Linked DNA regions of Homo sapiens: all the other regions are linked to region 1. The links are chromatin loops, found by intact Hi-C in ENCODE. Cell type or tissue: MCF 10A. All regions are shown on one strand. Each heading gives the region's core, and the rest is flanking DNA. Links, peaks and the distances in the headings are about the cores only. Region 1 holds the start of STC2 (stanniocalcin 2). Region 2 overlaps LOC105377732 (a long non-coding RNA gene). Region 3 overlaps LOC124901138 (a long non-coding RNA gene). Region 4 holds the start of CREBRF (CREB3 regulatory factor).

Evidence for each region. Peaks named below come from ENCODE experiments on the same cell type or tissue, not always from the same donor. Only the 100,000 strongest peaks of a DNase experiment are listed, where the experiment ranks them.
Region 2: a loop joins it to region 1, with 5 times the contacts of the local background. A loop is called at or near these places in 16 of 110 quality-filtered maps.
Region 3: a loop joins it to region 1, with 3 times the contacts of the local background. A loop is called at or near these places in 2 of 110 quality-filtered maps.
Region 4: it touches region 1 in a loop (6-fold over the local background); 7 of 110 quality-filtered maps call a loop at or near these places.

Annotation. Positions count from the first base shown.
Region 1 is chr5:173,326,306-173,332,561 of GRCh38, reverse strand. STC2 (stanniocalcin 2) reads left to right here and starts at 4,148. Exons shown (of 4, transcript NM_003714.3): 1 at 4,148-4,519. The coding sequence starts at 4,369. It overlaps LOC124901137 (a long non-coding RNA gene), which reads right to left and starts at 3,963. Exons shown (of 2, transcript XR_007059056.1): 1 at 2,811-3,963. RefSeq lists an enhancer at 479-618 and a silencer at 2,735-2,954. In MCF 10A, for the core only: a CTCF peak has its summit at 2,679; DNase peaks (open chromatin) are centred at 2,751, 3,361, 4,051 and 4,741.
Region 2 is chr5:173,490,963-173,497,218 of GRCh38, reverse strand. It overlaps LOC105377732 (a long non-coding RNA gene), which reads right to left. Exons shown (of 15, transcript XR_001743001.1): 9 at 5,956-6,085; 10 at 4,078-4,143; 11 at 390-531. Among named protein-coding and RNA genes, the nearest start is that of LINC02995, 86 kb to the left of the region's middle. RefSeq lists a silencer at 3,860-4,023. In MCF 10A, for the core only: no CTCF peak of the experiment used is centred there; no DNase peak of the experiment used is centred there.
Region 3 is chr5:173,763,695-173,768,694 of GRCh38, reverse strand. The region is part of intron 1 of LOC124901138 (a long non-coding RNA gene); the gene reads left to right. Among named protein-coding and RNA genes, the nearest start is that of LINC01484, 20 kb to the right of the region's middle. In MCF 10A, for the core only: no CTCF peak of the experiment used is centred there; DNase peaks (open chromatin) are centred at 984, 1,584, 2,084 and 4,094.
Region 4 is chr5:173,055,405-173,061,660 of GRCh38, reverse strand. CREBRF (CREB3 regulatory factor) reads right to left here and starts at 5,309. Exons shown (of 9, transcript NM_153607.3): 1 at 5,182-5,309. RefSeq lists silencers at 4,329-4,898, 5,049-5,558. In MCF 10A, for the core only: a CTCF peak has its summit at 3,713; DNase peaks (open chromatin) are centred at 4,440 and 5,400.

The DNA.
Region 1 (6,256 bases), core at 521-5,520:
CAAGATAATTTGGGAGGCCTGATAGCAGCAGTTTGTTATTTTTTTCTGTCCGGTTTCACCTTGATACCTTTTTTCATTTTCCTTCATACAGGTATGATGCACAGGAGCCAGGATTAGGGTAAATTTGAGACTCACAAAGGAAAACAGCAACGGATAGGGGAGCAAGAGGGAAAATAAGTGTGAAAGAGATCTCTTTGATGGGGGGATTAAGGCATGTTATTGCGAGGAGATTGGCTAAATCTGCATTAATTGATTTGCTAAGAAAAGGAAAGGAAACTGGGGAGAAGGCTGGAGACCCAATATCAGAACTTTCCAGGCAGGCAGAGTCGTGAGGACTGTGTAGCCAGACAGTTCCCTCTCTGACCATAAGGTGGTGCCATCAGCCCAGACAGTCGGCCCCAAGGGGGCGGGGCGTGCAGTGGGTGGAGCTCCCCACGTGTAAGCCATGTTCTCCACTCAGGTTCCGGAACTCAGAAAGCCTGGACCAGGCAGCACGTGTCAACTTGCACATCACTGACTCAGCACCCACGAACTATGCCCATCCGCTAAAGCCCCTTCGGCTCACACTCGAGCAAGAACACGTCTGTCTTGCTGGGCATCGAGACGCACGTGAAGATTCCAACTAATTCCTTCCCACTCCTCTGCTCTTTCTCCACAATGGCAGCTCTGGGCCCCTGAGCATTTCCTAATTCCTAAAGAGAACCTAGTCTAAAGCGCCCTACAGTCTCATCCTTAAATACCGTCAGATCTTCCGTGAGGAGCACAGATTTGTCACAAGGAGCCCAGCCTTCACAACATGCCCTGGCCGACTTCCCCAGTTTGATGTCCCACTTTCACACCTAACTGGGCAACCCCTATTCCTGATACAAATCCCACCGGATCCTCTCCATGCATTTAGCCCTGCTGGTCCTCCCACCTCCCATGCCCACTTTTTTCCTTGCCTCTACTTGTCACTATCCTCCCCCATCCTTCATGGTCTAACCCAAATATCCCCTCCCCCAAAACCTGCCACTCAGTGTTGACCGCATGTAACTAGCAAAGTGGATTTAGACAGGAAAACATGGGCTCCAGGCGTCAACCACAGAAGGCCCTGGATGACACAAGGTAGGTCATGTCTGCCTCTTCCTGGCTGTGTATGCGTTAAATTGAGGAGGAGGGCCCATCCAGACAGGTGCTGCTGAACCTCAGGACAGCAGCTGGTCCATCCAGGAGACCTCCCAGGCCTCAGTTCCCATCTAGGGAGGGCCCTAGGTCTGGAGGGACACCAAAGGCATGAGTGTGGTGTGTGGTGCGGTGTCATGTTAGCTATATAATAGTAATAATGATTATTATTACTGTCCCCTGCCCCACCCTCATCAGCCACAGTCTGCCAAACTTGGCCTCAGTTATAAAGCTAAAGGAATCAGCCAGAGAGAGGGGGAGTCAATCACAACAAAGTCACCAGTCTGAGCCCCCATCCCACTTCTACCCCTGCGGCCTAGACTGGCCATTTCAGCAAACTGCCTAGTGATTCTGCAAGGGAATTTTCACAGCCTTGGCGGGTCGGACTCAGATGGGCATTCTTATCTGGATGCTTTGGACTTGGCTAAGTGGCCCAGAGATAAACCCTTAAGAACTAGTGCCTGTGCTTACGCCACCTCCAATTCTAGCTACTATGTGTTCTTTTGGTTCTAAAGGGGCAGTTGGCTCAGGTGAAAACCAGGAATGTCCCTTGGAAGGCAGGAGCAAACAGCCTCAGGACGAACTTTGAAACTATGTAGGTCCTCTGAGGGCAGCCCCAGGGGCCCCATGGTAGCAAAAGGTAGGCCTAGCCAAAGGCTGGGCAAAGCAGGAGCAGGGAGAGCTCCATCCCCCTGGCCATCGCTCCAGGTATCCTGGGAGGCCTCTGCCCAGCACACTAAGTGTCTGCATCTGGCAAAAGAGGGCTTGCTCCTGCCCCATGGAGCTCTCTCCTATTTCTGCTTCTCAAAAAAAAACAGGTGACCAGATGCCTTCTTAATGTCAATATTGCTCATGTTCTCTCCTACAAAAGAGGCCACATAGAAAGAAAGTCTACCCAGCTGTACCCATAAGCAGGAGTGGGACCAAATGGCTACTTGTTCTCAGGAAATTCAGAGCCTTAAAGAGTTAGTTAGGAGAGGCCAGAATGCCGCTGTGTCGTTTGTTTGCTTTGTTTTTAAGGATCTACAGGAGGTAGTTTTCCATAAACTAGGAAGCTAAGTTAACTATGCAAACACAAGCAGGGTGGGCAATGTGAACTGGCCGTTTTAATGTATTTGTACCCGCACGTCCTTGCACAAAAGATCCAAGGCTGCGCGGAGTAATTGCTATTAGAATAGTGGGCATGGTCCCTACCGCCGCAGGTTCGGACCTTCAAAGTGACAATTTATGGATGCTCCCTGGCGCTCCAGCGCAGGGGAAGCCCACTCTGAAGACGCCCTCCCCACCCCCTCCTCTCCTTCCTTCCGACTCAGGAGAGCTCGACACGCCGGATAGCTGCGGCCAGCCGTGGCCATCCTGGCCCCCCGCCTCCGCCTTCCCCACTCCCGCGTGCAGCCGGGACACGGGAAAGGAAAGCTTTGGAAGTCAAGCGCCGGCCAAAAGATGACCTGCCCGCGTGTCTCCTCGCCCCCTCCCCCAGCCGTGTCACATGGCGGCCCCAACCAGGCGGGCAGTGCGCCCCGCCGCGGAGACCCAGGGCCGCGTCGCCTGGGCAGTGGGTGATGAAACTTCCCAGGCGCATTACCGCAGAGGGCGCGGGCGGGGCGCGGGGCGGGGGTGGGGGATCGAGAGCTGGTACCGGGGCTCACCTGTTCTCCAGGAGGAGGGTGGGGACGGGGGGAGGGGCGAGTGCGCGCCAACGCCGGGTGCGTGCCCTGGGGCGCTTGGGCGCGGCGCTCGTGTCCCCGCCCTCCCCCAGCCCTGCGAGCCCCCCGAGCTGCGCCGTGGGGTGACGGGACCGAGAGCAGTTCCTGTCCCCGGCCCCGGCGCGGGGGAGACGTGAGCGTGCACACGTACACACACAGCAGGGGAAGAGGCGCTCCAAGCGGCGCCCAACTTTCTCCTTCCCTCCACGGGCCGGGTGAGAAAGTAGCCGGGGGCTATCCCGACCCGGCGGTTCTTGGGGAGGGGGCCGAACAAGAAAAGGGAGGAGATGGAGATAACTTCCCCGGATTTAGCTTTTTTGTCTTTGTTTTTGTTCTCACCACTTCCATCGGATGACTGGAGAGTAAAAGGGAACCCGGAGCGGGGTGGCGAGCAGCGCTTTGAGAAAATGCAGGAGTGTGTTTGGAGACGCGTAAAGTTGCCTTTCAAGCTCTGGCCTCCGGGCACGCGATGCTCCGCGGCGGGCTGACTCAGGGCTGCCTTGGGCCTCCCTGCCACCCTCCTGGAAATGATGCAAGTCCTGACTGTCACCTGGATCCCTGCAGCCCAGCCTGGAATGCGTCTGGATTAGGGGAAAGACGAGAAACGACACTCCAGGTGTTGCACGGCCCACCAAAGCGGGAAGATAGGGCAGTTGCTCAGACCAAATACTGTATCTAGTGCTTCTGCTCCTATCTTCAATCGTGGGGTTCTTTTTAATGCAAAGTGTCACAAGGCCAGGAATTCCCATGTGTGCTCAGTTGGCCCACAGCATCATTGTGCCTAGGAAACTGCTTCAATTTATCAAGTCCTCTGGGCTGGGAATCTCACTGAATTCCAAACGGCGGAAAGAGGAAACTTTCCCAACCCGATGTGGGTGTGACGCGAGCCAGGGGCCCCAGGGACACTGTCCCAGAGCACACCGTCCCCCTTTAACAGCAACTGGAGCTTGGATTCGCTCTTATATTGTACAGTCCTTTCGACCATTGCCCTGGAGCACCCGCACACGCGCACGCATCTCCGGCCGCGCTCACACACACTCATACACACGCACGCAAACGCGTGGCCGCCGCCAGGTCGGCAACTTTGTCCGGCGCTCCCAGCGGCGCTCGGCTTCCTCCTGTAGTAGTTGAGCGCAGGCCCCGCCTCCCGGCCGTGTTGTCAAAAGGGCCGGGGTCTCGGATTGGTCCAGCCGCCGGGACAACACCTGCTCGACTCCTTCATTCAAGTGACACCAGAGCTTCCAGGGATATTTGAGGCACCATCCCTGCCATTGCCGGGCACTCGCGGCGCTGCTAACGGCCTGGTCACATGCTCTCCGGAGAGCTACGGGAGGGCGCTGGGTAACCTCTATCCGAGCCGCGGCCGCGAGGAGGAGGGAAAAGGCGAGCAAAAAGGAAGAGTGGGAGGAGGAGGGGAAGCGGCGAAGGAGGAAGAGGAGGAGGAGGAAGAGGGGAGCACAAAGGATCCAGGTCTCCCGACGGGAGGTTAATACCAAGAACCATGTGTGCCGAGCGGCTGGGCCAGTTCATGACCCTGGCTTTGGTGTTGGCCACCTTTGACCCGGCGCGGGGGACCGACGCCACCAACCCACCCGAGGGTCCCCAAGACAGGAGCTCCCAGCAGAAAGGCCGCCTGTCCCTGCAGAATACAGGTAAGTGCATGTGCCCCCGCAGCCGGGAGCTACTGGGAGAGGACACCGTGCACCCACGCGGCGCGCCCCAGGCGTTTCGCCGGGAGCCAGGCGCCCACCCAGGGCCACGCAAACTCTTGGGATGGCACGGGACGTGCAAAGGGAAGCGCGAGGCAAGGCGAGGTCCGCGCCGGGCTCCGAGGGCCCGGAATCTGCACGTGCTAGCAGGGTGATGAAATGGCTGGGGCAGGACTTGTTGCTGTCCTCCCCAGGGTCGAGGGGAAATGAAGCAGCGTCTGACGCTGCCAGCGCCAGCCCCCGCCCCCGAATCCCGGGTCCGGTGCAAAGCGCGCTTCATCCCGGCCGGCACGCGGGAGGCCCAGAGGGTCCCCGGAGCTGGGCTGCGCCCTGCGCCCGGAGAACTTCTCTTCCTGGCCTGCCGGCCTCAGTAAGGGTGCCGCGTCTTCCCCCTCCTCAAAAGATGCCCGACATCCCAGAACTTTGCCGGCGAGACAAATGGCATTGCGAACTTTCCCCCTGGGGGCACTGCTTTCGGAAGGGAGCGTGAGGGCAGCGCAAAGCGTACCTCCGCGGTGCTGCCGCCATCCCCAGCTCCTGGCCAGGTCAGCAAGCCAAGAAATGGTGACACGACCCGAACCGTGCGCCTCCTCTGCTCTACCGGCTCTTGGCTCACCGGCAAGCTGCAAAGCAGAGCCAGGCGTGCAGGGCACGGGGCTGGCCCTTTTCCCAGCTCGGAAAGAGAAAGAAAATCTGCCTACAGCTCCTTCGCTCCACGACCCCTCCCCCGACTTTGGGGGGCCGTGTGAACGCGGCAGCGGCGGCGTGCGTGCGCTCACCGCACGAGCTGGAATGCACGAGTGCCCATTAGGGACGCCCCAAGTGAGTGAATGGCGGCCCTGTGCGGTCCTGCCCCGGCGGCGCGTGGGGTCTTACGGATCCTGTCGCCTCCACATGCTGGGGCCGGCACCCCCACCACCCCGAGACCCTCGCCCACCCTCCCCCTCCTCTGGCGCTTCCTCTGAGAACTGAACCTGATTCTCGGTGGTCGGTGACCCTCAACAATACACGCCCCTCATTCTCTGGCTAGATTTAATCTGATGCGGGTTATCTGCTCCGACCCCGCCCTTCTTCCAAAATATACTTTTCTGATGTAATTTTGTGGTTGATTTAAATCAGAGACTTGGGTAGTGGAAAGGGAGGGAAGAGGCTTTGCACGCTGCAGCCTGACAGTTAACTCCCTCCGTCTGCCCCTTCCGAGAGAGGACTGGGGGCCACATTCGGTGAAGGGCTGCAAGCTTCCTCCCGGGCTGCGGGAATTCTAGGGGATTGGGTGATACCTCACCCGGATCCCTAATTAAAAGGAGCCTGCAACCTCTGATAGTGGCGTTTCTGAAGGCTCGCCCCCAGCTGACTCCACTCCTAAGCCTGCTCGCCAACCGCAGCTTCCCTAGCTGGTATTTTAATGCGAAGGGTTGGGAGGCACTGCCTTAATAGGAATTTTGTTTTGATTTTTAGGTGTTGAATCATAAAGCTGAATTGAAACTGCTTTTTAGATGCTGTCATTTGGGGGTCAGGAAGCAAATGGCTGTGATTTAATAGCAGCAACTTCTACAGATCAAGTAGAGAAGGGTACTTCATTGATGAAGTACAGTCTTCGACTCAAAATTTTATTTTTGTCTGTGGGTTTAAAAAGCGGAAATATATTTTGCTCTCAAACTAAGTATTCCCACAAATACT
Region 2 (6,256 bases), core at 115-5,114, 170 kb before region 1:
CCCATTTTACCTGCATGGGGGATTTAGGGGATTGAGAGGAAGTAACAACTCGGAAATCAGGTTGCTAATGATGTCTTCTCTTAGTTTGAGTTCACGAAGAGTTAGAAAATGCAGTGTGCTAAAATGACCTAGTGGAGCATGCGTGCAATGCTGTGGACCCTGGCCCAGGCTACTACTGCAAATTCCACACCAAAACTGGAGAGACTGTTGGTTTCTCCTTGTGTTATCTCTGGCCAGCCTCTGTGGATTCTCAGCCTGGCAACACAGTCCTGTTTAAAAAGTTCTGGCTACTACGCGGGGTCTGTTACACACTGCCTTTGATCCTGGGGTCTGGACTGAAGCTCAAACTGTGTAATTTTTGTTGGATTCTGTTCGTGCCTCCTTCTCACCTTTGGTTTCATCAGTCTGGAAGAGTCAGTCTTCCAGAAGTATGTCCAGGCCACCAGAGTCCTTGCGGGTGTCTCCTTGACATACAATCCATAAAGAGAGGCAGGAGAGGCAGGAGCACTCTCCTCCACCAGGAGGCTCATCCTAAGGACATGAGACATTCTCAAATCAGAGAACGAAAAGGTGTTAAATGTTTGAATATTTAACTAACATTTAAATATTTGAATATTTAAATAACAGGAAATCCAGTTAACTCCCAATCAGGGTACATTTAGTTATTTTTTTAAAAAAACAGTGTGATTTTGGGGGACGCTCCACAGAGGAGAGTTTAGATTCAAAGCAGCTGTAGTCAGAAGAGCCCATCAGCCCCAGAGACCTAGCCTGAGTGGGGCCTAGGGTGACCTCAGTGCTTCTCCCCACAGTGGCGGTGGCAGTGGTTCACGGCTGTCCCAGTGGAGCGGTCAAGCTGCCACGTGTTCCCTTTTCACAAACTGACAGCAGTTATGATAAGAAAGAATTGTGTTGCCTATTTGAGAACAGAGAGTCCAGCAGGACTAGTGAATGAATTTCAGCTCCTTGTCCAGCTGGCTGGGAGGCAGCTGTTTCTTTGGAATGTAAACCAAGGTAGGGGCTGAGAGATTAAAGTGGAAATGTATCTGCCACGGTCTTTCACAGGAGAATGAAAGGACTGTCTAAAGGCAGATTCTTTCAGAGACCTGGCCTCAGTTTCCTTCTCTGTAAAATGCTAGAGGCCTTGGGCAGTTGTGAAGATTTAGGTAATAGTGCAAGTGGGTGCACTATGGGGGGAGAGAAAGCAAAGGAGGAAAGAGAAAGAGAGAGAGAGAGAGGGAAGACATCATCCCACCATCCACTGCTCTGTACTGCCTGAGGCTAAACCAACTCACAGAGAAAGAAAGGCAGAGGTTGAGATAATTGTGTTCATCCAAAAAATATTTATTGTTCCAGATACTTTTCCAGGTGCCTCAATTACATTAGTGAATAAAACAGATGAAAATCTCTCCTTTCATGGAGAGAAGCAATGCTGAAGCCTGATCAAACTGTGCCTGAAGCCCTACAGTCTCTAGACATTTGAATTACAGGAGCCAATACATTCCTGTAACATGTTAGCCAGTTTGAGGAGTTTGTTTGTTTGTATTGGTTTGCTTTATTTTTTATTTTTGTTTGTTATTGTTGTTGTTACTTGCCATGTGTCCTAACTGCTACTGCCATCCTCTAGCCACGGTGGCACCTGAGCGAAACCTTGGGTCTGGTCACATCTCACTCCACATTCAAGTTCAGGAAGGGCACAGAAAACAAAATGTTTCTGTCTCTTTCTGAAAAACCAGTCACCTCTTGGTGGCACACAGCTCTTATAAATAGCCGGGAAGCAGATTCATGCTGAAAATGGAATTTTTAAAATTTCAAAAAAAGATAAAAGGAATGGGGAAAAAAAGGAAAAAGTTCACAGGAAATTGAAGAGGAATTTGGGAGATGATAGAATGTAACAAGCTTCACTGGACCACAGCCAGAACAACTGGCTGGAACAAGCCTCCCTTATTAAAAGCATCAGGAGAGCCTGTGTGTCCAAGAGCATCAGGACCTCCCTTCCCATGTCTCTCATTTGAGAGCAGTTTAATGAATGGAATTTCTGGGTATAATTTGTATACATTGATAAGCAATGTATATAAATTTTTATTCATTTTGTCCACTGAAGAGCACTTGGGAAAGATCATTCTCTGAACTCTAAAACCTTGCAAATGTCTTTTTTAAAAAAAGAATTAGTGTCTTGTTCTCTTTGTAGGGTTTACTAAATAAATAATCCCAGTTGTCTTAAAGTCTCATGGAATATGTCCTCCCATAACTAAGGAGCAGGACTAAGGATTCTGAAAAAATGTTCTAGAAAGATTTGTAAAAGCAACACATATGCCCCTTCCTTCTACTAGCAAGCAATCTAACAGATAATTGTTGCCTTTTAATAAAGCCCTTTCTTCTACTTTGTAAGTTCCCATGGGCATTTGCTGCCTCACCAGCATCTGCACCTCATCTTCTGTTAACAGCACCCAACTTCTCTTGGGAAGCCAATCTTCCTCCTTTTTCAGGCCTGTGGTTCAGCCATATCTGACCCCAGGTCTTGGCTACACGGATGGACATGGGACCCAGACCCAGCCAATCAGAGCACCACATCCTCCCTGCCACCTGGGAATTGGTTTGGGGATGGTCACGTGGCCCAAACCAAGCCAGTGAGAATTAGCCCAACAACTTCTGTTAAATTACTGGGAAAAACATCATTCTTTCTACTGAGGCTGCTTAGTGATAGGGAGCAAGCCAGAGTTAACAGGGTGCTAATGGGAATGTGGCAGAAGGGAGAGATGCAAACCTGATGATACATCTGGGCCTCCAGATCCAGCTGTGCCTGAAGGAGGCAGGCTCTATCTATGAATTCTGTAAATCTATAAAGATACTTGAGTGTAAAAAAAAAAAAAAAAAAAACCTTCTCTCTCTCTGCTTCTTTTTTTTTTTTTTTTTTTTTTTTTTTTCCAGCTTGCTATGATTTGAAGGTGTCCCCTCCAAAATTTCTATGAAATGTAATCCCTCTGGGGTTGTATTAACAGACAAGGCATTCAGGCACTTTGGGAGGTGATTAAGACGTGAGAGCAGAGCCCTCATGAATGGATTCCTGACCTCTCAAAGGGCTGGAGGGAACTAGTTGAAGTCCTTCCTGCCCTTCCTCCTTCTGCCGGCTGGGGACGCGGCAACAAGGCACCACCTAGGAAGCAGAGAGCAGCCCTTACCAGACACCCGTACCAGTGCCTTGATCTTGGACTGCCCAGCCTCCAGAACTGTAAGAAATGAAATTCTCTTCTTTATAAATTACCCAGTCTGGAGTATTTTGTTATAGCAGCACTAATGGATGAAGATATGGCATAAGCCAGTCTGTTATGCTTTTATCATTTTCGTCTTTGTTTTTGTTTGCCTGTTTGTGTGTTTGTTTGTTTGTTTGTTTGCTTGCTTGTTTGAGACAGGGTCTCACTCTGTAGCCCTGATTGGAGTGCAGTAGAGTGATCGTGGCTCACTATAGCCTCAACCTCCTGGGCTCAAGTGATCCTCCTGCCTCAGCCTCCTGGGTAGCTTAAACTACAGGTGTGAACCATCCAACCCAGGTAATTTTTGTATTATTTGTAGAGATGGGGTTTCACCATGTTGCCCAGGCTGGTCTTGAACTTTTGGGCTCAAGCAATCTGTTTGCCTCAGCCTCCCAAAGCACTGGGATTACAGATGTGAGCCGCTGCGCCTAGCCCGGCTTGTAACATTTTCAGCTAAATTTCCTAGCTCATTCATAAGCAAAGGCTGCCTGCACACAATACAATCAATCATGGCAGTTTAGAAATAGCTTGGGTTCCCTGTCTTCAGTCCTCAGGTGCCTTCCAAAGGCTTCCTCTCTTTAGAAAGATGCAGGTTCACAATGCAGCCCTCCCTTCACTCTCTCTCACTACCCATCCCAGTGTTCCCTAAGCTGTGTTTGGAGACCCCACCTACCTCCAGTGACCCCCATCAACCTTTAAATGTGGCACCGTTGCTGAGGCCCAAGCATTTCTTCTGGAGGTACCCAAACTCCTGTTGTTGTAGGAAATATCCTTGTGGAGATAGACAAGTAACCACTAACTGGAGTCCTGGTCACCATGAACTTACCTGGGGCTTTAGATGTGGACGCTCAACTTGACTTCAGAGAAGTTAGGAACCCTCTCAGGAAGAAAGCTGGGAAGAGCACCATGGAAACTCATCAGGCCTTTCATCACAGATGTGTTTGAATTCTTCTCAGACAGGTTGCTGAAACCCAGCTCCCTGAGTCCTACAGCAAGCTCTGGGTGATTTCTACAAAATCTCGTGATCACATCTGTTCATGTGTGTACAGATGTGTACATGATCACATTTCTATGTTCTTTTTGGGAAAGGCTGTTGAAGATCCCTTTTGCGGGGGGCGGGGAGCGGGGGGGGGGCAAATGCATTGAGGAAAAGCCAAATGGTGGCTGCAAGTGGCCCTCAAATTGAGTAGTGTTCACATGCACACAGAGGAAGGCTGGCCTCAGACCCTGAGCACTGCCCATGGCCTTCCAGGGACAGCTGTGGGCTAGGGGTCTACCAAAGTTCAAAGGACATTTGCAACCTCCTGCTCTGAGCGGGGCATGTGCTAGGCTGAATAATGGCTCCCAAAGATGCCCGTATCCGAATTCTTAGGACCTATGAATGTTAGTTATATGGTGAAAGGGACTCTGTGATGTGACTAAGTCAAGGATCTGGAGATGGGGAAATGATTCTGCATTACCCAGGTGGCTCTGTCTCATCATAAGGGAGGCAGGAAGAGTCGAGTCAGAGAAGGCGATGGGGTGACAGAAGCAGAGGCTGCAGTGATGAGCTTTGGAGATGGAGGAAGAGGCCCCAAGCCAAGGAAGGCAGGTGGCCACCAGAAGGTGAAAAGAGAAAAGCAACAGATTCTCCCCTAAAACCTCTGGAACGCCAACACCTTGACTGATTTTGGACTTGTGACCTCCAGCACTGCAAGAGAATAAATCTATGTTGTTCTAAGCTGCTAAGTTTATGATGACAGAAATCTAATATAGGTCCCACGACTCAATGGGCCAGCAGGACCCCCTGTCCTCAGCACAAGCAGACTTCCTAGGGAGGATGCTACACAATGGCCACCCTACTCCACAGAAGCCAAGATACCTTGGCCCCTCAGCTTGGTCCCAGAGCCCTGCTGATCTGACCAAGCCAGCTGGAGCCTGTGAAGGGCAGGGCACTCAACGTTACTCCACCAATCACCGACTTGGCTAGAACCAAATGGCTGTGGCATCTCCCGCTGCCCCTGCAGGAAGCACCATATGCGAAAAAGTCCCCCTGACACATCATGGAAGATATGCATTAAAGTTGTGATGACCAAATGAAAGAAAACCATGTGTATTAGATTCCTGCAGCCACTGTAATGAGTTACCATTAAGTCAGTGGCTTTAAAGAATTAGAAATGTATCCTCTCACAGTTTTAGAGGTCAGAAGTCCAAAATCAGTTTCTTTCATAGAAAACCAATATCTCATTTTCTTACTCAGAAGTGGGAGCTAAACCTTGGGTACACACAAACGTAAAGTTGAGAGCAATAGACACTGGGGACTCCAAAAGGAGGGAGGGAGAGAGGGAGGGAGAGAGGGAGGGAGGTAGAAAGGGAGAGAGGGAGAGAGGGAGGGAGGGAGGGAGGGAGGAGGGGATGGGCTGAAAAACTTTCTACTGGGCACTCTGTTCAATTATCTGGGCGACAGAAGCCAAACCTCAGCATCACACAATATGCTCTTGTAACAAACCTGCACATCTACCCCATGAATCTAAAATTTTTTAAAAATCAGTTTCACTGACCAAAGTTAAGGAATTCGCAGGGCAGATTCCTCCTGGAGCCACTGAGGGGAGAAACCATTTCCTTGCTTTTTTCTGCTTCTAGAGGCTGCCCACAATCCTTAGCTCGTGACCACTTCCTCCCATCACTCCAACTCCTCGCTTCCATCATCGCGTCTCGTACTCACTGTAGTCCTGCAGCCCTCTTATGAAAACTGTCACGACCACACCCAGCCCATCCAGACAATGCAGGATCATCTCCCCATCTCAAGACTCTTCACTTTGTCACGTCTGCCAAGCCTTTTGCCATGTAGGGTCCTGGGGATTAAGACATGGACATTTGAGAGGCCATTACTCAGCCTACCTCTCACCCTGGCACCCCTACCCATTCTTCACCCTCTCTGCCCTGCTCTGTGCCCTGGCAGGCCAACCTCTCACAGCCTGTGTCACCTGCCCCTTGCCCTGTGGTTCCCAGCTTGGTTTGGCCAA
Region 3 (5,000 bases), core at 1-5,000, 440 kb before region 1:
ATTCCAACAAAAACCAGCAGGGCAAGTAGGTACTATTACACATCCCCGTTTTACAGATGATTAGACTGAGGCCCAAAGAGGCTCAATACCTCACCCACATCATATGGCTAGCAAGTGGCAGAACTGAGGCTTGCAACTCAGGCAGTCCAATCCCAGAGCCTGACTTGCCAACCACTCTCCAAAACGGAGGCCGTCAAGCCACATGGATGCCCACTGCCATCACGGCAAACCCACATGCTAGACCTGACACTCAGGCTGAAGCTACTCAAGGACTTGGGAACCTTTTGTCCTCTGGCCTGCGTGGTGCAGTTGTTGAAAACAAGCAGATGCAGGGAGACAGACCCATCTGCTTCAAAACCAACATCAGCAGCCACAGAGGAGGCACAGCTCTCTGAAATCTCTTCTATTAAGCCAAATGGTTGTCAGAATTAGTTCGGATGAACTGAATATATTTATATGTGAAGGTATTGCTGGAGGGTGTGGGGGCAGAAAACGAATGATCTCTGTGTGCTTGCTCTGCAAACATCCACCGAGGACTGCTGGATACCCTGTCCCTGACCTCCTGGAGGGCACCCTCTGGGAGGCGGCCAGGCACAGAAGCAGACGGTTCAAATGCCCTGGACGTCATGCACAGTGGGGTGAATGCAGGGTGCACTGGGGACACAGAGCAGGGATATCTGCCTTAGCCTGGGCACAGGAACCTGGATCCAAGCCCAGATTGGCTGAAGGGTCGAGTGGCAGCCAAGGATATTCCAGGCAGGGGGAACAGCATCTTCAAAGACAAGGGGGATTTGAGGTTTTGCTGAAGGTGAAGACGTCATGTAGAAAGGATCCAGTTGGAGAGACTGGGGACAGGTACTAGGGAAGTCTGCCACCCAGCCAGCTGGCCTGGACCACTGTAGGCCAGAGGCCACCTTGTTCTCAGCTCCTCTCTGCAACTAGAACAGCCTCTGAGTTCTAGATGAAACGCAAGGTGCTTGCCAAGAATGCGGTAATGCCAAGAACACTCTGCTGAGGTTGCATCTTGAAATAGTAAAAACGAGAGATAGTAAATCACTGCTGTCACACTATGCATTCATTATACCTGCGCTTGCAGAGGTTTAATTTGCTACACTCACTGAAAGTGTGAAAGTGGGCAGACATTAATATTGCTGTCAGCCCCTTTGTAGTATTAAAAATGTTAACAGCTCCCGTTTTAGGGGCCCTCACATTGGCCAGCACATTGCCTTAGTGCTTTATATATGATGCTATCCTATTTAACAGAGGGACAATCTGAGGCTCAGAGAGGTCCAGGAACTTGCTCAGTGTCGTATGTTGAGGAAAGGAAGAAGTCAGGGCCCAAACCCACATCTCCCTGACATCTGCGCCCAGGGTCCTCCCTCTGGGCCCCCTTGCCTTGACATCCTATGATTTAAGGACTTTGTGGATTTCTGAAAACGTTTTCATCTATTGTTATATTTGCCCCTCCAAGGAACCTTCTCATAAGGTAAGGAATCTTGGCTCAGAGAGCTAAACTGTCTTCTCCAAGGTCACACAGCTTTTGAAGGGGCAGACTGGAGACTTGAACCGAGCTCTCACCACTGCAAAGCCAAAGCTGTCTCTTTACCATGGCTCCCAAGTTCACAGCAAAGAAAATGGACAGCTAACATTCCATGCAGCTATGATTTTTTTTTTTGTTCTTTTTTTTTTGAGACAGTCTTGCTCTGTCGCCCAGGCTGGAGTGCAGTGGCGCTATCTCGGCTCACTGCAAGCTCCGCCTCCCGGGGTCACACCGTTCTCCTGCCTCAGCCTCCCGAGTAGCTGGGACTACAGGCGCCCGCCACTACGCCCAGCTAATTTTTTTTGTATTTTTAGTAGAGACGGGGTTTCACCGTTTTAGCCAGGATGGTCTCGATCTCATGACCTCGTGATCTGCCCGCCTCGGCCTCCCAAAGTGCTGGGATTACAGGCATGAGCCACCCGGCCGCAGCTATGATTCTTTAAAAAAAAAAAACCCACACTCGTGTTCTCTTGATCTTTGGCAGGTATTCGTTAAGCAATCAAAAGACAAATACCTAGGAGAGCGGAATGTGCAGGTCACAGCCAGAATGACATCATAAGGAGCAGACTGTGCCAAGTACATTTCATTTCCTCTGACAGGATGGCAGGCTGGGAGATAAAGCCCAAGCCACTGACGTTGTCAGTTCCCTTTGTTCTGAAGGACAAGCTAGATCAGCTCCACAGAAACGACTGAGGACAGAAAAGGAGACAAGTCATGCCACACACCCACAGAGGCACACCCACATAGACCTTCACAGACACACCAACACACACTCACAGGCACAGAGAGACACGCAGACAGGTAGACACACTGAAAGACATATCAAAAGGCACACGTGTATAGAAACACACAAAACACCCACACATCCCCAGAGACACACGTGCAGACTCACAGATACACACACACAAATACACACACACAGTCATGCAAACACACCTGCCTCTCTTCCATGTGTAGTCATGCAAATACACAGACAGGCGCATATACACAGACATTTTACACACTCACAGAAATGGGTGCAGACACACACACACACACAGACACACATACATGCATATATCCACATCACCCCTTGCTGCCTACTCAAACCCCCTCCTCAGTAGTCCCGGAATTATATTCTTCCCACATTGGAGACTTGGGAAAAGGAATACCTCTGGTATTTGTGCATTTTCTTGCCCCTTTCTTGCCTGATGTCTTTATCTCAAAGCTTTGGCAGTCAGCGAGGGAGGAGCTGCCTATACTACTTATTTGTAGTTTTTTGAATGTCTGTCTCCCTTGCCAGCCTGGGAGCCTAGCACAGTGTCTGTCAAGCACGTAGTAGGTGCTCAGCAAATATCTGTGAAATGAATGAATCAAACAAGTCTATATCCTTGGTGTTTAGCACAAGACTTGGCGCAAAATATGTGCTCAACTGAAGTGTGTCAAAAAAAGTAATACATGATTACGTATTATGTATGATTATGAACCACGTTCTGTTATATGCCAGGCACCTCTATGACTTCATTTTATCCTCTCCAGACCAAGAAATAGACACCAATTTCTAGACTAGGAAAATGAGACCCAAGGAAGTTAAATAAGTTACCCAAGTTTCCCAGATTCCTGGGGAAGCCATTCAAAGCCAGGCCTCTGATTGCTAAACTGACACTCAAAACAACAACTGTAGACTCTACGAAGAAATGGATGAATGAATTTTTCCCTGTGTGACACAACTCAGTGATGACCTCCACAGCCGGCTGTGACTTATCCAGGTGTGAGGTAACTCTGGAGAATGAACCGTCACGTTGTCTTCAATCCCAGGGTGACGGCTCAGTCTCCAGCCTCTGTCTGGAACCTTCCATGGGATTGTATTTTGAACATATTACATTACATTTACAGATACATATAGTGGATATCCATAGATCTATATCTATATATAGATATAGATATCCAAAAGCTGCTGATGTTTGCATTTCTGCGTGCTTCCTCTCAGCTTACACACACGCACACGCACAAAGCACATATATATTATATATATGTTTGTGTATTATATTACTATATATCTGAACATTTGTCGTTTGAGGCCCATTCTAGCCCCAGATGTTTTTCTTCTATGTTTGTGTAAACCACACAGCCCCACCCAGAATCTGTCAAATATTTTCATTTCCTTTGCCTTGGTACAATCCGTGGGTTTAAAACTCAACCAACCTGTAGGCCAATTAAGCTACTTTGCATAACAGCTGCTTTTGGCAGTGATGGATGGTGCCTGGTTGAGCATCTTGCGAATCCCGAAAGGCTCCTACCTCTGTATTATCTGCATGCCTGAGACCTGCTCAGATTCCCCTCTTTGGCCCCCTCACCCCCACAGTTTCCCTGAAAAAAGGAGGGCTGTGCAGAGAACCTTTGCCTCTGTCTGGGACAGGCAGAATATGGATAGAGACACAGAGCACAGAGGTCAGACTCTTTCCCCACAAAGGAAAATAAAAATGTCCGGCGGTAGTGGCCTCCTGGTAGGCAGGGGGCCAGGGCAGGCGGTGGTGACTCATCAACACCAGGCGGCCTGACTCAAGGCAGAGCAAGAGAGTGTCTCCGGCTCCTGTAATGAGCTCCACACTTACTCATAGCTTTGCCAGGCTAAGCACGGAGACATCTGAGGGCAAGGGAGGCTCTATTTCTGATAGCTTGACCCCAAAGATGACGTAGGTTGTTGTCTATCACTTTCTTTAAAAAAATCACTCTGTTGTGGCCAGGCACAGTGGCTCACGTGTGTAATCCCAGCACTTTGGGAGGCCGAGGCGGACAGATCACCTGAGGTCAGGAGTTTGAGACCAGCCTGACCAACATGGAGAAACCCCGTCTCTACTAAAAATACAAAAATTAGCCGCGTTTGGTGGTGGGTGCCTGTAATCCCAGCTACTCAGGAGGCTGAGGCAGGAGAATTGCTTGAACCTGGGAGACAGACATTGTGGTAAGCCGAGATCATGCCACTGCACTCCAGCCTGGGCAACAAGAGTGAAAGTCCATCTCCAAAAAAAAAAAATCACTCTGTCGCTTCCCAGTTGCACACTCTATTCACTGGGGAGCCCTGCGTGAACAGAGCAGAGTTTTAAACACTGCTTTAAAAGCAGTGGCCAAGTAGCCCATATTTTCCCTACCTTAGCCACCTCAAATGCCTCTCCCCACCAGCAGCTACCTGAAATTCCCCATTAGGAGTTCACTTCATGAGACTGAACTTAGCCCTCTCCTGGGGTTGTTCTTTAAACTATACCCTCATGAGGAGTGAGATGAGATGGAGGGAAAGGGTGGTAGCAAAATAAAGGAGAGAGCTACTGCTGGCCCAAGCCAGACACGACAAAATCATCTTCTGGACACCCACCATCCCTAAATCTCATTTTCAGAGATACTGCAAGGGACAGAAAGAGGACGTGACCTCCTGAACATTCACAGAAAGGCTAGATTCAAATGCAGGTGTATGTGGCCCCAA
Region 4 (6,256 bases), core at 642-5,641, 270 kb after region 1:
TTTGAATATAAGAACTACATGTGTTGACTATTCACGTGACTATCATCTCTTGAAACAGCTATACAGCTTTGTTAAGGATTATATGCTAAATGTGCTTTGAAACTTCAAGAGGACCATATCCTGAATATATCTTAGGGCCAAAGTTTTTTCAATCAGACTGCATCTCTAAAATCAACAGGATTTATACCAATATTTGCTTTAAACAGCTTTTCAAGAAAACATTTATATGTAAACGAAGGAAAAATACAAAATACAATGTTGCCATATGCTCTTGTACTAAAAATTCTCTTCAAGGCAGGAGACTGTACAATCTGCAAATGCTCAAATGTACCTAAAGTGTCTATTTGTATATTCTGAAATACCTTAACATCTAAGTACTTAAAACTCAGTGACTGGGCCAGATGTGGTGGTTCACGCCTGTAATCCCAGCACGTTGGGAGGCTGAGGCGGGCAGATCAGGAGGTCAGGAGATTGAGACCAGCCTGGCCAACACAGTGAAACCCCGTCTCTACTAAAAATACAAAACTTGGCTGGGCACGGTGGCAGGCGCCTGTAATCCCAGCTACTCAGAAGGCTGAGGCAGGAGAATCGCTTAAACCCGGGAGGCGGAGGTTGCAGTGAGCCGAGATCGTGCCACTGCACTCCAGCAGGGGGGACAGAACTAGACTCTGTCTCAAAAAACGAACAAACAAAAAACCTCAATGACTGATGTCTTACAACAGGGGCTGACAAACTATAGCCGTGGAAGCACAAATAGAGGCACAGCCTGACCTTGTAAATAAAGTTTTATTGGAATAGAGCCCAAAAATATGTAGAACATATTTTCTACAGCTGTTTCCATGCTACAGATTCAAAGTTGAGTAGTTGTGGCAGAGACTGGAAGGCTGAAAAAGCCTAAATATTAACTATTTGATCCTGTTCCAAAAAAAAAAAAAAAGTCTGTCAACCCTTGTCTTAAAATAATCAGAACCAATTATCTGACAAATTTATGTCTCGTCTAAGAGTTTACCTATCCCGAAATGAGCTACTGAATATGGTGAAAGTGTCAGTGAATTGTTCCTCAAAAAAATCCAAGTTCAACCCTACTTGGAAACAAGCGACTGCTAATTCATTTCAAAATCACATAACTAGAGGGGGCACGGTGGCTCATACCTGTAATCCCAGCTCTTTGGGAGGCCAATGCGGGCGGATCATTTAAGATTAGGAGTTCAAGACCAGCCTGGCCAACTTGGTGAAACCTTGTCTCTACTGAAAATACAAAAATTAGCTGAGCATAGCGGTGCACGCCTGTAATCCTAGCTACTCGGGAGGCTGGGGCAGGATAATCGCTTGAACCCAGGAAACGGAGGTTGCAGTGCGCCAGGATCACGCCACCGGACTCCAACCTGGGCAACGCAGTTAGACTCCGTCTCAAAAAAAAAAAAAAACATATATATATATATGTATTTTTTAAATAAATATATAGATGCCGATCTTGACTGAAAATTAAGCTTTAAAAGCAAACAGTGATTTCAGTTCTCTTTATCTTTTAAAAACTGAGTTATATTAACAGAATCAACACACAAACTTACTGTACTTCACTGTCACTTGTATTTAACCACCACCAGGAACCATGCTAGTTATTCCTTTACTTCTTACACTAGTATCCCAGAACCCACACACATCCACCCTGTAAACTAAGTAGACACCCTGTAAACTAAGTAGAACATTGTCTATATAAAAGCTTGCTTTCACCTGCCATGACAGAGAATGATGGTAAATGGAGCATCCAGACTCTCTTCGGGAGCTATTTAGCCTCTTCTATGCTTATGAATATAAAAAACCCAAAGCTGATATACCAGTCATATGAAGGAATTATACCCAAATAAGTTCTATTGCATCTATTTGCCATTCTTAGAATAAGAGAGCATTATATAAGCAATGCTGATTGACTTTATCAACCGATGCAACAGTGAAAACTGCCTGGAATATTCTAAGTATCAATGAAAAGTGTTTATTTTTATTTTCACTATACTTCTCTGTTAAACTAATTAGGGCATTGTAAGGGCTAGGGTTCCAAAAGCAACACAATGCCACCTGATAAAATAAGAATTGATAGGCCAGGCGCGGTGGCTCACGCCTGTAATCCCAGCACTTTGGGAGGCCAAGGCAGGCAGATCACCTTAGGTCAGGAGTTCAAGACCAGTCTGGCCAACATGGTGAAACCCCGTCTCTACTAAAAATACAAAATTAGCCGGGCGTGGTGGTGGGCGCCTGTAATCCCAGCTACTCAGGAGGCTCAGGCAGGAGAATTGCTTGAACCCGGGAGGCGGAGATTGCAGTGAGCCGAGATCTTCCCACTGCACTCCAGCCTGGGCGACAAGGGCGAAACTCCGTCTCAAAAAAAAAAAAAAAAGAAAAAAAAGAAAAAGAAGAACTGATAAATAAGCTAATACCCTTATTTACTGCAAAAGTTATACGTAAGAATTCAAGTTTATCAAATAATCAGGGATTACGTTTTTATGTATCATTATTAACAGAACTGAGTCAGTCATGCCAAAGTACTACAAAAATTGATGAATCAGGCCGGGCGCAGTAGCTCACACCTGTAATCCCAGAACTTTGGAAGCTGAGGTGGGTGGATCACCTAAAGCCAGAAGTTCGAGACCAGCCTGACCAGCACGTGGTGAAACCCCGTCTCTATTAAAAACACAAAAAATTAGCCAGGCATGGTGGCACGCGCCTGTAGTCGCAGCTACTCGGGAGGCTGAGGCAGGAGAATTGCTAGAACCCGGCAGGCGGAGGTTGCAGTGAGCCGAGATCGTGCCATTGCACTCCAGCCTGGGCGACAGACGGAGACTCCGTCTTAAAAAAAAAAAAAAAAAAAAAAAAAAAGAGGCTGGGCGCGGTGGCTCACGCCTGTAATCCCAGCACTTTGGGAGGCCGAGGGGGGCGGATCACGAAGTCAGGAGATCGAGACCGTCCTGGCTAACATGGTGAAACCCCGTCTCTACTAAAAATACAAAAAAAATTAGCCGGGCGTGATGGCGGGCGCCTGTAGTCCCAGCTACTCCGGAGGCTGAGGCAGGAGAATGGCGTGAACCCGGGAGGCGGAGCTTGCAGTGAGTCGAGATCTGGCCACTGCTCTCCAGCCTGGGCGACAGAGCGAGACTCCGTCTCAAATTAAAAAAAAAAAAAAAATTGATGAATCAGTTACCAATTATTCTTTTTCTCCAACTAATAAAATAGAAGATAATGCAAATTCTTAATACAGCTAACTCTGATTAGCCCCTGCATGATCTATCTAAGGCATGTTCTTACGCCTAAGTACTTAACCAAAGATGCCATCAAGAGCTTGGTACCCTTGACAATACCAACGTAGCCACAGGTTGTAATCCGATGTAAACACAAACCTAAATTAAGCATTTAACAAGGCCAAAAGGATGCCAAAATAACCATAATACAATTAGATTAAAATAAGTTATTTTCGAATTATTCATACCATTTTTCCCTGCCTCTGGTGTATATCCTATTTTGGATTAAAAGATTAAAGATATTTAAAAGTACAATCAAGTGACAACTAGTTTACGACAGATCACAAGATTTACACCCAAGTCTTGTTTTCTGCTTTAAAAAAAAAAAAAGAAATTCCAGGCCTTGATCCTATTTTTCACCTGCAGGGTATTCGCAAGAAAAGTCCCAAAGAACCTTCGAAACTAAATAACTTCCTGTGGGCTCAGTTTTCTCAAGAAGCTGATTAATGTGGACTACCAACTTATGTTAGCAAGAGGGGCAAATTACTACTAAGACTAGGACAAGCACGGGGCCTAATCTTTAAAAGGCATCCTGATGAGAAAAAAAAAAAAAAAGAAACCCCGCCCAGCCCTCAACTTGCTCGGCTTTTCTAGTCCCGTTTTCTTTTACAAAACTTCCCCTTCACTGCCTGTCTCTTATCTGAGGCCTGGTACAGAAATTCAGACCGCTATTTATCCAAGTACCTCCTTAAGGTAGTCTTAAGGCTCAAGCCAGCTCAGAAACGGCAGAAAGACTTGCTTTCTTGGGTTAAAGGAGGGCGATTACAGGGTTTGGCGGCCAGGTCTGTCAGGAAGCATAGGGCCGAGAAAGAGGGAGAATCCAGAGACTGAGCTCCATCTAGTCCCAGGAACCACCCCCAGGGGAGGCTTGACTGCCCTCGGTACTTCCCTGCCTCCTCAGCTCGTGTGAGGAGAAAGGCGGGTCGAGGTCAGGCTCCCCTGAGCTACTTCCTGGTCCGATCGGACTCGCCTTCGGACACCCGAAACACCCCCGGCCCGGCTCCCTCGCCCTTTGCCCTGTCTCCTCCCCTCTCAGTGACCCACCACCACTGGTCCCCTCCCATCTAACATGGCTGCCCCGCCCGGCCCACCTCCGGCACAGCCTAACCAATTAGTGGCCCCCCCGCGGCACCGCCTCCCCCACGCCCATTGGTGCAGAAGTCTCCATCCGCCCGCTCCATTGGACGCCAGAGCCTGCCACTCAGCTCTGAGGGCTCCGCCCCTCAGCCGCTTCAAGCTGCTTTGAGAAGACATATAAACAAATCCCGGGAGGGAGGCCCCTCGCCCGTCGCCTCTGAGGCGGGGACAGAAGGGGGAGCGGCTACCCCCGAGACGCCCTGCTCGGACCCCCCTAGCCCCAGCCCGCGCCTCTTCGTCTCCTGCCAGCCTGGCTCCAACCTCCGCGGCCCCGGCCCTTCCTCACACGCCCCTCTCTCCCCTCCTCCCCCGCCAGTCTCGCCTCCCCTCCCCTCCCGGGCCCCTCCCACCCGCTCTCTTCTCTGACAGGCCGACTGCCGGCAGCAGCGGCCCCGGGCTCGGAGGCAGCGGGGAAGGGCCGGGCGGCCCGGCAGGACGGACGCCCGGCGCTGCCCATCCCCGGCCTAGCCTACTGCCCGCCCGCGAGTCCCATCTACCGCCGCCCCGCGCTTTTATGTAACCGTCCCGGGCCGGGGGTGGGGGAGGGGAGCGGAGCCCCCGTGACCTGCAGGCGGTGGCCCAAGGCCCGCGCGCCCTAGCACTCGGCCGTGGTCCCGGCCCCCGCCCCGCGCCGGCCCGGCCCAGAGCCCCAGCGCTGCTGCCTCCTAGGCAAGCGGCCCTCCGCCCCCCGTTCCGCTCTTCCCCCAGCCCAGGCCCCTGGGGGTTCCGAGCAGCGGGTGGCGGCGCTCACCTGTGGGTGTAGGGGCGGCTCAGGGACTGGGTCCGGTTCCGCTGCAGGGGCCACGGCCCCTCTCCATGCTGCCTCGGGTTTGTTTTGTTTATGTCCTTCCTGACGGGTTCCCGGAAATCGCGTGACTCGCCCCCCTCACGTGGGCCGCGGCGAGGAGGAGGAGGGAGGCGGGGGCCCGCCGGCCTCGGGCCAATCGCGAGGCGTTCCACAGCCCGGCCAATCAGGGGCTGAGTCCGGCCGGGCACCCCTGTCACGTGTCGCCGGAGGGGCGGGTTGCCGGGAAAAACCAGGAAGAGAGGGCGGAGCGGGGGCTCGGTGCCGGCCTCTGCAGTGTGGGCGTGGGCCGTCTGCGATACCCGGCAGCACGCCCAGGATGGGAGAGGATGTTCCTTTTTACAAAGGCTTCAAATCTAGCGTTTTATCAGATCTCAGAACTGCGCTGTGAGGCATGAGGTGTCCTTTTGCCCATTTTGTAGTTTAAGTTCACTGAAACTTGAAGTGGCTAACTTGATTAGTAGGGGGATTGTATCGATGTCATGGGTGATGGACCTTCTCCCCATCTGAACGTCTTAATTAAGTGAGAGACAAACCTTGCCTTTTGTCGTTCGTTCATTCATTCACCGACTCAATATTTATTTAGCACGGATTCCGAGGCACAGGGATCAATCAGACTGCGTGCACCTTTGAAGAGAGAGACCCGTATACGACTGTACAACCAGAATGCCACTACTACAGAAGCGCCTAGACAAACAAACCTCCGTGACACATGGTCGTTTTCTTGCACTTACTGATCCTCTTAATAACAACAGCGTCCCTTTATTGAACGAGTGCTATATGGTGGGCTTATCATCTCAATTAGTTTTCCCTGCAAGCACATGCAGTAGTAATATATCCATTTTTCAGACAGGAAAATTAAGACTGAGAGGAGTTAAGTTACTTGCCCGAGGTCAGGCAGCTAGTAAGTGAGCTAGCTAGGGCTGGAGCCCTTGTCTTTTATCACAGCCTATTCTTCCAGATGCTTTTTATACATCTTAAAGGCACGGAATTGATCTGAACACACAACAGAAATTTGATT